2 separate regions of the Homo sapiens genome follow, and region 1 is linked to region 2. Evidence: read pairs that join two places in POLR2A ChIA-PET (ENCODE). Cell type or tissue: A673. All regions are shown on one strand. Each heading gives the region's core, and the rest is flanking DNA. Links, peaks and the distances in the headings are about the cores only.

Region 1 (6,927 bases), core at 2,632-5,131, 90 kb before region 2:
ACATATTCACAGGTTTTGGGAATTAAGAGATAGATATATTTGGGGACCATTATTCTGCCTATGACAGTCCACACTTTGGCCCCCAAAGCTTCACATTCATCCCACGTACAAGTTAAAACACACCCATGTCAACATCACCATAGGTCTCAACCCACTACAGCATCAACTCAAAGTCTAAAATTTCATCTAAATGTCAGTTAAAATGTCCCAAATCTTATCAACTAAATCATCTAAATCAGGTATGGGTGAGATCCTGGGTATAATCACCTACAAGCATATTTCTCTCTTTTTAAAAAATTTTTAATTTTTAATTATTGTTGATTACATAGTAGGTGTATATATTTATAGGATACATGAGATAGTTTGATACAGGCATACAATGTGTAGTACTCACATCAGGGTAAACAAGGTATCTATCACCTCAAGCATTTATCCTTTGTGTCATAAACAATCCAATTACACTTTTTCAGTTTCAAAAATGTACCATAGGCCGGGCGCGGTGGCTCACGCCTGTAATCCCAGCACTTTGGGAGGCCAAGGCGGGCGGATCACGAGGTCAGGAGATCGAGACCATCCTGGCTAACACGGTAAAACCCCGTCTCTACTAAAAATTCAAAAAATTAACCGAGCGTGGTAGCAGGTGCCTGTAGTCCCAGCTACTCGGGAGGCTGAGGCAGGAGAATGGCGTGAACCCGGGAGGCAAAACTAGCAGTGAGCCGAGATTGCGCCACTGCACTCCAGCCTGGGGAGAGAGTGAGACTCCACCAAAAAAAAAAAAAAAGTATGATAAATTTTTGTTGACTATAGTCAGTCTCTTGTGCTATCAACTACTAGACCTTATTCATTCTTTCTAACCATATTTTTCTACCCATTAAACACCCACCCATCTCCCATTACCCTTCTCAGCGTCTGGTAAACATTGTTCTACTCTCTAGCTCCGTTAGCTCAATTGTTTTAATTTTTAGCTCTCACAGATAAGTGCGAACATGCAAAGTGTGTCTTTCTGTGCCTGGCTTATTTCACTTAACATAGTGACCTCCTGTTTTATCCATGATATTAAAAATGACAGGACCTCACTCTTTTTTATGCCTGAATAGTACTCCATTGTGTATATATGCCACATCTTCTTTATCCATTTGTCTACTGATGGACACTCAGGTTGCTTCTAAATCTTGGCTATTGTTAATAATGCTGCAATAAAGATGGAGTGCAGATAGCTCTTTGATATACTGATTTCCTTTATTTGGGGTATATACTTAGCAGTGGGGTTGCTGGATCACATGGTAACTCTATTTTTGGTTTTTTGAGGAACACTCAAACTGTTCCATAGGGGCTGTACTAATTTACATCTCCACCAACAGTGCATAAGGGTTCTCTTTTCTCCATACCTTTGCCACTGTTTGTTATTGCCTGTCTTTTGGATAAAAACTTTTTTAGGCCGGGCGCGGTGGCTCACGCTTATAATCCCAGCACTTTGGGAGGCCGAGGCGGGTGGATCACGAGGTCAGGAGATCGAGACCATCCTGGCTAACACGGTGAAACCCCGTCTCTACTAAAAATACAAAAAAAATAGCCGGGCATGATGGTGGGCGCCTGTAGTCCCAGCTACTCGGGAGGCTGAGGCAGGGGAATGGCGTGAACCCGGGAGGCGGAGCTTGCAGTGAGCCGAGATTGCGCCACTGCACTCCCGCCTGGGCCACAGAGCGAGACTCCGTCTCAAAAAAAAAAAAAAAACTTTTTTAACTGGAGTGAGATGATATTTCATTGTAGTTTTTATTTAAATTTCTCTTAATCTATTAACCTGTGAAGCCCAAAAAAACAAGTTTTCTTTCCCCAAAATAGAACAGAAAATGGTAGTAGGAAAAAAAAAGTCACTGGCCCCAAGCTACTTTGAAATACTACTGAACAAATTTCCTTAGGATTTAAAGTGTGGGAATTATCCTCTGTGGTTTGTGTTAGGTTTTCAAGGGAAAGCAAGGGTTAAAGAAAGACACACACACACACACACACACACACACACACACACACACACACAGAAAGAGGGCAGCTCAACAGTAAATGCAGGCTTTATGCCCAGCATAAAACCTATAGAAGTGGGGAACCAGCCCAATGTCAGATCCCACCGCGGCTTACAGGCTGGGGCAATTTATAGGTATGGGTGGGAGGGGTCTGGTCAGTATAGCTTGCTGCCCGGCAAGATATTGATAAGATGTTCCCATAATGAGGCAGTTCTGGCTCTTGTTCCAGCGGAATGTCATCGTGGTGTTCCTTGGACCTTTGTCCAGCAAGATGTGATAGGGATGTTTCTTTAGTTGGGACTCTGACTACCTTGTGGTCAGGTGGTTAGGCAGGATGTTTCTCAAGGCCCGAACTCCCATGAAACGTTTCCCTCTGACCAAGGTCTGCAAAAGAGCAGGCAGCTTACAACATGGTGCAGTTTGGTCTAACAGTTTTCAGCTCTGCCATCTGAGCTCCCAGCTCTGCCCCAATGTCATCGTTTCCTTTTTCATGAAGGGTAGCATGTGTTTGCAGCAGAAGCATTTTCTCAGCCTGTTTCTTCTTGCAGAATTTGGGGAATATAACAGCCTTCTTGTATTTTGTCTTCCTTCGTTCTTTTTCAGTTCAAGCTAGCAGTGTTTCTGATGATAGAACATTTTTAAAATCCTTGGGGGACTCTCATGTATGTCTCAGAAATTCACTCCATTAGACAAGAGGCTCATCCCACAGCTCTTTCCTATATAATTCCATCTCTATTCCTGACTTCCACTTATATGGCTGAGGGGCTCCATGAGTCACATTCCCAGTCTCTTCTAAGAGCCTACCATGTGACTGAATACTCTGACTTTTTTATCCTTCCAAACAACTGGCAAAACGTTGATCATCGATCTGCACACCCTTGGTATTCTGTCCAGAGCATGCTTCCCCGCCTCCCTTTTTTTTTCTTTCCTTTTTTTTTAGCATGCTTTCCTGACAGAGAATCTCCTAATTTCAGCATCTTTTACAATTTGGATAAGCTGAGAACTTTCCAAATAATAAAGTTCTGATTCCTTTTTCCTAACAGTTCTTCTCTCAAGCTATTTCTTTTCTCTTTTATTTTACTAAGCAACAAAAAGAAACTGGTTCATATCATCACCACTTTACCTGGAAATCTATCTCGGTAAATAACCAGTTTCATTACTTACAAGTTATGCTTTCCATGTAACTATAGGACACAATTCAGCCCAGCTTTCTGCCACTATAGAATAAGGTTCTCTTTTCCTCTAGTTTTGAGTAACAAGTTCCTCATTTTCTTCTGGCACCTCACCAGCAGCACTTTTAATGTCATTTTTCTACCAACAATCTGTTTATGATGTTCTCTTAAGACAATATAGGTTTTCACTACTGTGCTTCTTACTTCCTTCTGAGTCCATAATAGCAGAGTAGTCAATATCCATATTTATACCTACAGTCTATTTAAGGCAGTCTAGGTTTTTGCTATCATGCCCCTCAAAATTCTTCCTTCTTCTGCCCAATGCCCAATTCCAAAATCACTTCCACATCTTTGGTATTTATATAGCAACATCCCACTTCTAGATACTGAAATCTATATTAGTTTCTTATCGCTGCTGTAGCAAATTATTTTTAAAAACAACACAAATTTGTTATCTTACAGTTCTGAATATTTTGAAATCAAGTTTCCAAATATCTGGGTACTGTGGTTTGGCCTAGTTGGCATATAAAATTGATCATCACACATAATAAGAGATTTCAGGGATTAGGAAATGAATATCTTTGTAGAGCCATTATTTTGTGTACCACAGTGATGGTCTAAAAATGTGAAGAAAAAAAGGAGTAAAATAAGCAGACAAAGTGACATGAAGGGGAATGTGAGGTATAAACAGAGTTGTAGAAAGGCATTTCAAATAGATATAATTTGCAACAGTGTGGAGGGGATAGATGGGAATGCAGATCTCAGAAAAGTGGCAAGAAACATAGCTGTAGAGATGGCAAAATTATACACATAAGGGGTTCATCTTCATAAAGGACTTTGATTTTTACCCTAAAGTGAATCCTTAGGTATGGATGATGAGAATACCAATACTGAGTCATTGATGAGTTTAAGTAGGGAAAGATGAGCTCATCATTGTGTTTGAGAAAGACCATTCTGGTGCCAGTGAAAAGTCCTGACTTCTATGGAGAAATATTGAGGATAAGGAAAAGACAAACAGGGACTGAACCAACACTGTAGCAATGGGACTGAGGGGAGGAGCTCAAGGCATAATCTATAAGACTTGGTGACTGATTAGTTAAAGATGATAAATCATTAAAAATATGCCTACAAGCATTTGAAAGATTATGTTCATGTCTAAGACAGAAATGTTATTATAAGGACAATTGATTGCATTATTAAAGACAATGTAGGCATCTGGCAATGTTTTGTTAGAGTGATGATATTTGATTATATTCTAGGAAAATGTCATGGTTGATTGGTAGGACATGATGGTGGTTTCTCACTACTAAAACGTCTCAAGGGAATTTTAAAGAGTCTGTAGTTAAAAGACCTCTCTTTGGAGTCCCAAGGCAAGAGTAGAAAGCAGCATTTAATGAGGACCCTAAGAATAAAGTGGAAGCTAGAGAAGTCTCCCACCTTATAAGAGAGATGAAATGAGGGGGAAACTCATGGTTAAGATTAAAAATCTTAATAATAACGACAACTTATATTAAGCATATTGCCAGGCTCCAGCAAAAAAAAAAAATGTATACATTTATGGTTTGATCTTCATATATACCTGGTATAGTATATATTTGCCATCAGTATTGCCATACTAATGATGAAGTGATTGAAGTTTAGAAACCTGACATCTTACCCAAAGTCACACAGTGGAGAAAGACGAGTTCAAACTCAGACATCTCAGACTCCAAAAGCTGTTCTCTTAAGGAAAGAGAGGCAGGTTCCATCTCTCTTTATTGACAGTCTTACTTGGCATAAGCGTGGACCCAATAGCAGCTATGGTGTCATATACAAGATGCACATTACAAAGAATGGAACAACAGACACCGGGACATACTTGAGAGTGAAGGGTGGGAAGAGGGTGAGGATAGAAAAACTACCTATTGGGTACTATGCTTATTAACTGGGTGACAAAATAATCTGTACACCAAACCACCATGGTGCACAATTTACATATATAACAAACCTATACCTGTACCTCTGAAGCTAAAAGTTAAAACAAAAACAACTGTAGAGCCAAGAGACTCAGAGTTGCTACTCCAAATGCCCAGTGGCTAGCTGTGTGACACTGAGCAACCCTTGACTCTCTCTGTCCAATTTTCCTCATCTGGAAATTAGATCCATGTTTTCTACCCACCAACCAAGGAACCAGTACAGCAAATTCTTTAGCCTTTTGTGATTATTCTTTTCACCATTCTCCTCTGTAGGAGTGTGGGGCTCAGATTCCCCTTCTTCTTTTCCCACATTCCGTATCCCACCTGGTAGATGGTGACACTGATGCTGACGTATGATTTGATTTGCAAACTATCAGACGCAGGACCTCTGAAGTCCCTTCTTGATCATAAAGTCTACTAATGAGCTGCAGCTGATAATACTTCCTTTTTTTTTTTGAAACTGTAAGTATATTCATCTGTGAAAAATAAATTCTATACTGAGATACTTCTGAAGCTGCATTTCGTTCTGTACTAAGGAGAAATTTCACTGAAAGAAAAAAATAAGGCTGGGGAGAAATTTTCTCTGTGGGAGAGGTTAAAGAAATACTAAAGAGTCTTAGCAATGGCATGTAAACAACATAGAATCATTCCTGAACTCTGGGACACCTTCAAACTCTGAAATTAGCTATAGACAGTGGATTAAAAAAAAAGAAATATTCCTGGAGTGAACCCCGACAAAGCAATTTGATATTCACAAAGCTCTTTAGTCCTGAATCCCCCCCAAAAACATATTGTTTATTTGACTTAGAAATTTAATTTAACAACAGTTGCCAGTTACATGGAAGTAGTGGGTGGACTTTTAAAGGTAAACAGTTCAGTACAGAAACTATTATGTGTGGGAATCGTACTCTGTGCCTACTAAAAAGCAGTATCTTCCCTTAGTAGAAGTGTATGACAGGGTTTGGTACTGTTAAAACAACTGAAGTTCCTCATAATTGGGAAATTGCCTCTTTTGCACAGTCCATCAGACACTCACTTGGCTGCACTTAATGGAAGATGCTGATGGAAAGCCACAAAAGTGTCACTGGGGTGACATTCCATTTAAAGTCACCCCAACCAGACATTGTGAGCTTTCCAGGGGGAGGCATAAGCGCCAGGCTGGAAGCAGGCGGGATGATAACACAAAACAACTCAGGAGAGAGCTCTACAGCCCAGTGACTGAGGGATGAGGCTCTGTGGGTGAGTAGAATCTTTGCTACTTGTAGATGGATTTTGTTTCTCTCTCACAAGACCTTTCTAAGTCCTGCCTGCTCCCTGGAGAAAGAGCTCAGAATGTGAAAACAATGCATAGTTTTATTTGACTGAGAATTTATGTAAGCAAAAATAAGGAGTAGAAAGAAAAACAAAAGCCCTGTATAATGGCATGAAAACTACATTAGAAAACAGGAAAACAACTGTATTTGTGACCTCTGACAATTTTAGCCTCTATTTTGTCATCAGCGAATGAAGGGCCTTAGATGATGTCAAAGTTAGCTTTTAAGGTTTATTTCTGTGAATTAATAATTGTTTATTTTAGTTGAAGAGAAGAATTTAAGAAAAAAAAAAGAAAAAATGTAAATAAATTAGTAGGTCTTTCTAAGAAGTAAAAGGGAAGATTGGCCTAAGTTGATTATGATGATTGTTGATAACAGGACATTCTACCTACTGACTGACCCCTTTAAAAATAAATAAATTTAAGGGGTACAAGTGCAGTTTTGTTTCACAGATATATTGTGTAGTGGT
Region 2 (6,891 bases), core at 474-2,973:
GGTAGGAAATGCCAAAAGCAGTCTTTCAAAGCTGGTGTGCAGTAGTCCTTCCCACATTTTCATTTTAAATTATTCAAACAAAAATTGTTTATCAATGACAACTTCCATTTTCCCCAACTTGGTAGTACTACCTTTATAGTTAGTTGCTAAATAACATATATTTTGATTAAATAGCTCTGAATTATCTTATATAACTTGTATTTTATTAATCGCAACAGGGTCTATTAATATGCACATATGAGAAAGTCATGCATGAATAGAAGACATACTACTGATTAATATGTGTCTTTGATGCATTTTGCTTCCTCCACTCCATAAATCAACTTCACATGGTCTGAATTTGGAAAACCCGGATATAAAGTTCTTCCTTGTTTATTGTTTTCTGCTTGCTACTCTTTTCTTCTCAAAAGAACTATGAATTTCTTGAAGGTTGGGAGAGCAGATTCTTAGAAAAAATATGAAGAGGATGAAGGTTTTTTATTTTTCTATGTTTCTCCTTTCCTTTTTTCTTAATCTCTGGAAACCTCCCACACTTCAGGGCCCAGGGCCCTCCTACTGTGATGTTCTCTCTGGGCTTTGTATAAATTCAAATCTTTTACCACTTTTTCTAGTATCCCTAAGGGATTTTTGTGGGAAAAATAATCTTAGCTAACTTTGATGACGCGTATTTTGTTACAGTTCTCAGAAGTGTTTGTATTTTAACCACAGGCAATTACATTCAATAAATATTTATTGAAGCCTATTCTAAACCTGAATAGTGTCAATTACAGGACCTTCCTGCCATGCCCACCACCTATAAAGATGCTAAGGAAGGCAGACAAATAAATAAATTAAATGAAGCATGCAGTCAATATGGTGATGAAAGCAGGTACGCTGTGTAGCTGTTGTACAGAAGAAGGAATGACTAAGCATTCTTGGTATAACAGGGAGGGCTTTCTCAATGACCCAAAGGAATTCATCATAAAAGTGAAATTTCAGACATCAGTGATAAACTAGTAGAAAAATTGCTACCCCTAAGCTAAATTTCACTGTTTTGTCACATTGAAACTTTATGCAAACAAAATAGAAACTTTCATCTCTTTGCCAAATTTTTCCCTCTGCTAAGTCACCCTACCTAAGTCAGTTTCTCTTTTTCTGTCTCTCTCTGTCTCTCTTTCATCTTCTCCTTCTCTCTCTTGCTCACTAGCTCTAGTTCTCACTCTTGCTCTTACTCTAAAAGCAAAACATCTGCACCATCACAGACTAGCTATAACCTCTCCTCCTCAGATTCAAATCTCTTCCTTGCCTTTAGAAGAATTAATGGTTCCCTTCTTCATGCTCTCCTCACACTGTATTTAAAACTCACAGCCTTTATCATATTCTGCGTATTAAAGTCACTACCACTCAGTTTAGTAGTAATAAACCTTTACATTTCTATTATAAATCTTACAGTTTACAAAATAGTTTCACATATATCATCACATGTGATCCTGACAACAGCTCTTTAAGGTGAGAATTATCTTTGGGTTTTTTTTTTTGTTTTTTTTTTGTTTTTTTTTTGAGACGGAGTCTCACTCTGTCCCCCAGGCTGGAGTGCAGTGGCGCCATCTCGGCTCATTGCAAGCTCCGCCTCTCAGGTTCAAGCCATTCTCTTGCCTCAGCCTCCCGAATAGCTGGGACTACAAGGGCCCGCCACCACGCCCGGCTAAATTTTTTGTATTTTTAGTAGAGACGGGGTTTCACCGTGTTAGCCAGGATGGTCTGGATCTCCTGACCTCGTGATCTGCCCATCTCGGCCTCCCAAAGTGCTGGGATTACAGGCGTGAGCCACCGCTCCCAGCCAAGAATTATCTTTGTTTTATTATGAGAATATCTAAACCTCAGAGAATTTACGCAAGATAATACATTTAGTAAGCAGCTGCCAAAGTTAGGTCTTCTAACGCTAAAGTTATTTCTCTAATGTAATTTTGAGACAATATTCTTTGCATAACATCTTACAAATTGAGGACATCATACTGGATTTGAATGGAGAAAATAAGCTACATATTCTTGAACTTTATAGTTTCCTTGCCTCTTATGTTTAACTATCCAGTAATTTTTATCACACTTTTTTAACATTTATCTTCAAAACTGCAAGTTCTGTTTTTGTTCCAGAAATATTCTGTGGAATTAACATGTGCATAGAGTCAAACTACTTGAACTTTATTTTAAAATATATTTATAAAGGTCTTTCTGCGCATAATGTATTGGATCACTTGACTCAAGTAATTAAACTATATACTGTTAATATTATGACTGGGAAATTTCCTTTAAATTAAGTAATTTCAATTATTCATTCAATTGTAGGTTTGGGTTTTTGCCCCTGCTACATGGAATAACTAAATCATATAATTTAAAGTAGATTCAAGTTTAGACAGAGTATGTCTTGAGCTGTCATTTAATGGAAACGGCTCAGAGAAGTTGCTACATCTAACTAGTGTCAGAAACTTTCCTAGGTTAGCTGACATTTATGAGGCAGGAAGAAACTCAAGTCACTACGTAGCCAACTTTCTGTTTTTCCCACCATAATGAATGTCATGTGCTCATAATAGTAACCCTTTCTAAAACATTAAAAAATATTTACAGTAAAAAAAAAATTTAAAAGTTAAAAAAAATAGGACTTTGGAGAGGCATTTCTCCATGGCATTTCTATAGATCTTGTGTTAGGCTGTTTTTTCAAGGTTGTTCCCATAGCAAAGAGCTTCTTGGAAGCTAGAAATGGTCTCTCCTTACAGGTCAGAGGACAGATTTATTTGCTGACCAGGATATCAAAGATGAGATGTTTCCATCTCCTTCCTGGAGACAATCCGGCATAATCAAGATATTGTCTTTTCCAGAGGAGAGGTGGAGAGGTTTGCCAGAAATCCCTGTATAAAATTAGGATATCCTCATCTGAGAGTTCCTCAATTGTGACAGAGATTCATGGAGTGATTATTATTTACCTGGGCCCATGTCTGCCTTGTCCTCTCCTTCTTTCTTTTAATATTATTAAATAAATATTTTCTATTATTATGAACTCCATGTACAGATTTTTATTAGCTATAAATATTTCCTCATTTACACAAACTGTAATTTTTTGCCCACACCTATATAATTTTCTGTTTTTCTCTACTACAAATATACATTAATAAACATCATTGTTCTTAATTTTGTCTGTGTATTATATTATTTTTAATAGGATAGCTGTGCAGATGTGAAATTATCTAATAAAATGCTAAAAAGATTATTTGAGATTCTTATTTCATTTTACCAAAATGCTTTCCAAAATGTTCAAACCATGTTGTATTCTCACTAGCCATGTCACAATGTGTTTTCATAACTATAATCTTTCACCTCTTCTCCACCACTCATGGTTTTAGCTATTCTGGATTATTCACACTTCCTCAAATTTCTATAGACCTTTTCAACATGTTCTTTCCTTGACTTTAAATGCTGTTGGCATACACAACGCTTACCCAGCAGAGCTCAGCCTATCACTTTCTCAGAGAGTTCTCTGACTTCGTAAACTACCATACATTATCATTATGATACTGACACTTACCTTTGTGATACTCAACCCACATGTACCTGAAGTTTTATTTCTGGCTTAAATTTAAGCTCCATGACAGCAAGGGTCTCATTTGCCATGTTCATTGCTGACTCCTTGCTGCTAACACAGCTTAGCATGGAGTAAGTAAATATGCACTTGTATGAATGAATGAATCTTTATTGAAAAAGTGAATTTTTTTCAATGTTCATAAAAATCTAGTGAGATAGGCATGGCAATTATCCCTAATTTGACCTGTAATGAATCACAGAAATAGTTTGATCTTCTCAACATCCAAATGAGTTGGTGAGAGAGATATAATTATAAGCCAGGTTTCTTGGCTCCTAGCAGATACTTTTTCCAATATATGTTTCAGATATTTTGAGTATTTCTGTGATTTAAAATGACAGTTTTGTGCAAATTGAGTTCTAGGGAGAATCATAGAGATTCTCTAAATATTTATTGTCTCTATGTCTATAGAGATACCTAATAATACCCCTGAATCAATAGTTTTTCTATTAATGGATTCAATTTAACAAAATCAGAAATTATAATCACAGAGGGAACAGTTTGTTTTTTCAGCCTTCTAGGGAACCATGTTAAACTTAGTTCAGCAAATTAGATGATAGTTTCATTTTGACTTTCAGACATGTCATGTGAATCACACGCAGATGGGTTTTTCTTAATTAACTCTTGCAATTATGCAACAGATTTTTTGCCTACAGCTTTTCAATTTTCTAAAGAAAAACCAAGAAAGACAGTCCAGCACGGGACACTAATCTTTATTTATTCCTCCTCATTCCAGGTTCTAAGCAACTAGAAAGTTCAACTTGTGGTAATGTTTCTGTACCCTTTTATGAGAGAAAAATGATAAGCTGACATTTAAAATGTTTAAAAAGCATCTCAGTATATGACACATTGTGGTATAACGGTATAATGAAAACTATCAGGTTTAACATGCTGCTCAGTCTGTAGCACAGAACCACATGCTCATAGTAATGTGCATCAGGAGTGGCCACACTGCAGTTTCAGGGGGCCCTAAGTTCTCTAGAAAGTTGGGGGCTGTTGACTCTAGATTTCTGATCAGTGTCCCAATAAGCTGGGAATATTTGCCAGGAGCCCAACAAATGGGACACCAATTTGACATATGGTCCTGAAGATAGAAGCCAAAGTTCGCTATGACTTAGGGATGGCTGAAGTAAAAATTCATTCATCAAATATTAGACTCAAAACTTCCTTGCTTTCATCATATCATTCTTTCTTACTTGGTCCTTTTTCTGCATATCTTAATTTCTCTTTTATGAACCCCTTTTCTTAAACATTTTTGTTAAATTTTATTTTAAACTATCTTCAGCCCTTTCTTTCCCCTTTTTCCCCTGCATGACATAGCCTTTCTTTGGGTGATCTCTATGCTTGTAACGTCAGCTCTCCTTTATTTAGTGATGACTAATAAAAACTGTGTTAGCCAGCGCCTGAGGTAACCTGAACACCTTGTAAGTATTCTCATTGTCTGCCTATTCCTTGAAGAGAGTAGATGCTCAATAAATATTTATTGCAAGATTGAATGACCATTCCCGAGTCCTACATCAATATTCCCAGCCTTTTACTAGACAACTCCATTATTATATCCCACAGGTGCTTCAAAGACATATCCCCATTTGAATGAACTTTTTTCCAAAAATATCTACTCTCCTGTCATTTCCTCTTGCTTAGTAGCTGCAACACTTACCAGTAGGTACTCCATGTTGAATAGATATTTATTGAATAAATACAGTTTTTAAGATTTAAAAAGTATTATATTTATTATATTATATATGGATGACCATTTATTCAGTATAACCAGAATATCTTTTTAGTCTGTATACAAGTAAGGCAGTGTGGTACACTGGGAAGAAATAAGTATCTAACTTTTCATAAACTGAAAATCAACCAAGCTTTCTAGTTTAGCTACTTATTAACTGCATGTTTATTGAGATGCTTAATGTCTTTGTTTGTAACACTTTTTCATTTCCAAAATGAAGTAAATAATGCCTGCCTTATAGTGCACCTGTAAGGATTAGACAGTGTGAATATGTACAAATTGTCTATAGATAATAGACACTTAATAAACAGTAACTGTTATTATAAAAATGAGGTTGGGCATGGTGGCTCACACCTGTAATCACAGCACTTTGGGAGGCTGAGGCAGGGGGATCACAAGGTCAGGAGTTCAAGACCAGCCTGACCAACGTGGTGAAACATCTCTACTAAAAATACAAAAATTAGCTGGGCATTGTGGCGTGTGCCTGTAATCCCAGCTACTCAGGAGGCTGAGGCAGAAGAATCACTTGAATCTGGGAGGTGGAAGTTGCAGTGAGCCGAGATCGTGCCACCGCACTCCAGCCTGGGTGATAGAGCGAGACTCCATCTCAAAAAAACAAACAAACAAAAAAATGAATTATACCCATACCTGCAGCCTCTCTCCAAGCACTTACCTTTAACTTAATTTCTTTGTTCCTTCTAGTTTATTAATAATACTGTTGTCAGTAATTTGTACCCTACATCAGTGAGAAGGCCTATTAACATTATAGAAGTCAAAAAAGGAAAAAAAATTACAAATTAAAAACATAAGGCACCTAATAACAGTATGAATTTGCATTCCTAGAATTCTCTCCTTGTAAATTCAATCTTAACTAGATGCTAGAATGAGATAAAACCCAGCACTGGCAAGCTGACAAGTGTTTGAGAGAACATTTGTGGCTGAAGGCTTAGGCAGAATTTCCAGAGGAGAGGGCTATAGTGCAACACTTATGAATAGGCAAAAAGCATAAGTTACAAACAAGATATAATGTACATACATGGATGTGTACCAAATAGCATAGCAACTAAATCTATTAAGAACAAATAATTAAAATAACTGAAAAATTAGAGTGAATTTACATTGAAAGATTTCAATTACTCTTTCAGAATTGAAAGTTGTAATAGACAAAAGAAAAAAAAGCAAGTTCATAAAGAGATTTAATACAATCACAGTGAGTGTATATCACAGGCCTGTTGAGCAGTAAAATATAATTTTTTATATGTTCATTTCATAAAATTCGCCACAAAGAAAGCATTAATAAAATCTTAAATATTGGCATTTTATAGGCCACATTCTCCAAACTAACTACTAAAATAAGAAAATAAATTATAATAAAAATTGAACTTGTTATAATAAGAAACTGACTCCTTAATAACCTATAGAACAAGCTAGAAATCAAACCTAAATTATAAACTTTTTAATACAAAGGAAAAGAAGCACTTTATAACTTGCGGGATGCAAGTTTGTCTTAGAAGAAAACTTAGAGCCTAATATGTCTTTATTATTT

What was found. Peaks named below come from ENCODE experiments on the same cell type or tissue, not always from the same donor. Only the 100,000 strongest peaks of a DNase experiment are listed, where the experiment ranks them.
Region 1: POLR2A ChIA-PET joins it to region 2 with 12 read pairs; 4 of 35 experiments call an interaction of 5 or more read pairs at or near these places.

The regions. Positions count from the first base shown.
Region 1 is chr11:88,443,820-88,450,746 of GRCh38, reverse strand. No RefSeq gene overlaps it. Among named protein-coding and RNA genes, the nearest start is that of GRM5-AS1, 57 kb to the left of the region's middle. In A673, for the core only: no CTCF peak of the experiment used is centred there; no DNase peak of the experiment used is centred there.
Region 2 is chr11:88,351,675-88,358,565 of GRCh38, reverse strand. All of the region lies in intron 1 of LOC101929174 (a long non-coding RNA gene), which reads right to left. Among named protein-coding and RNA genes, the nearest start is that of CTSC, 17 kb to the right of the region's middle. RefSeq lists a cis regulatory region at 813-1,018. In A673, for the core only: no CTCF peak of the experiment used is centred there; no DNase peak of the experiment used is centred there; H3K27ac peaks cover 480 bases.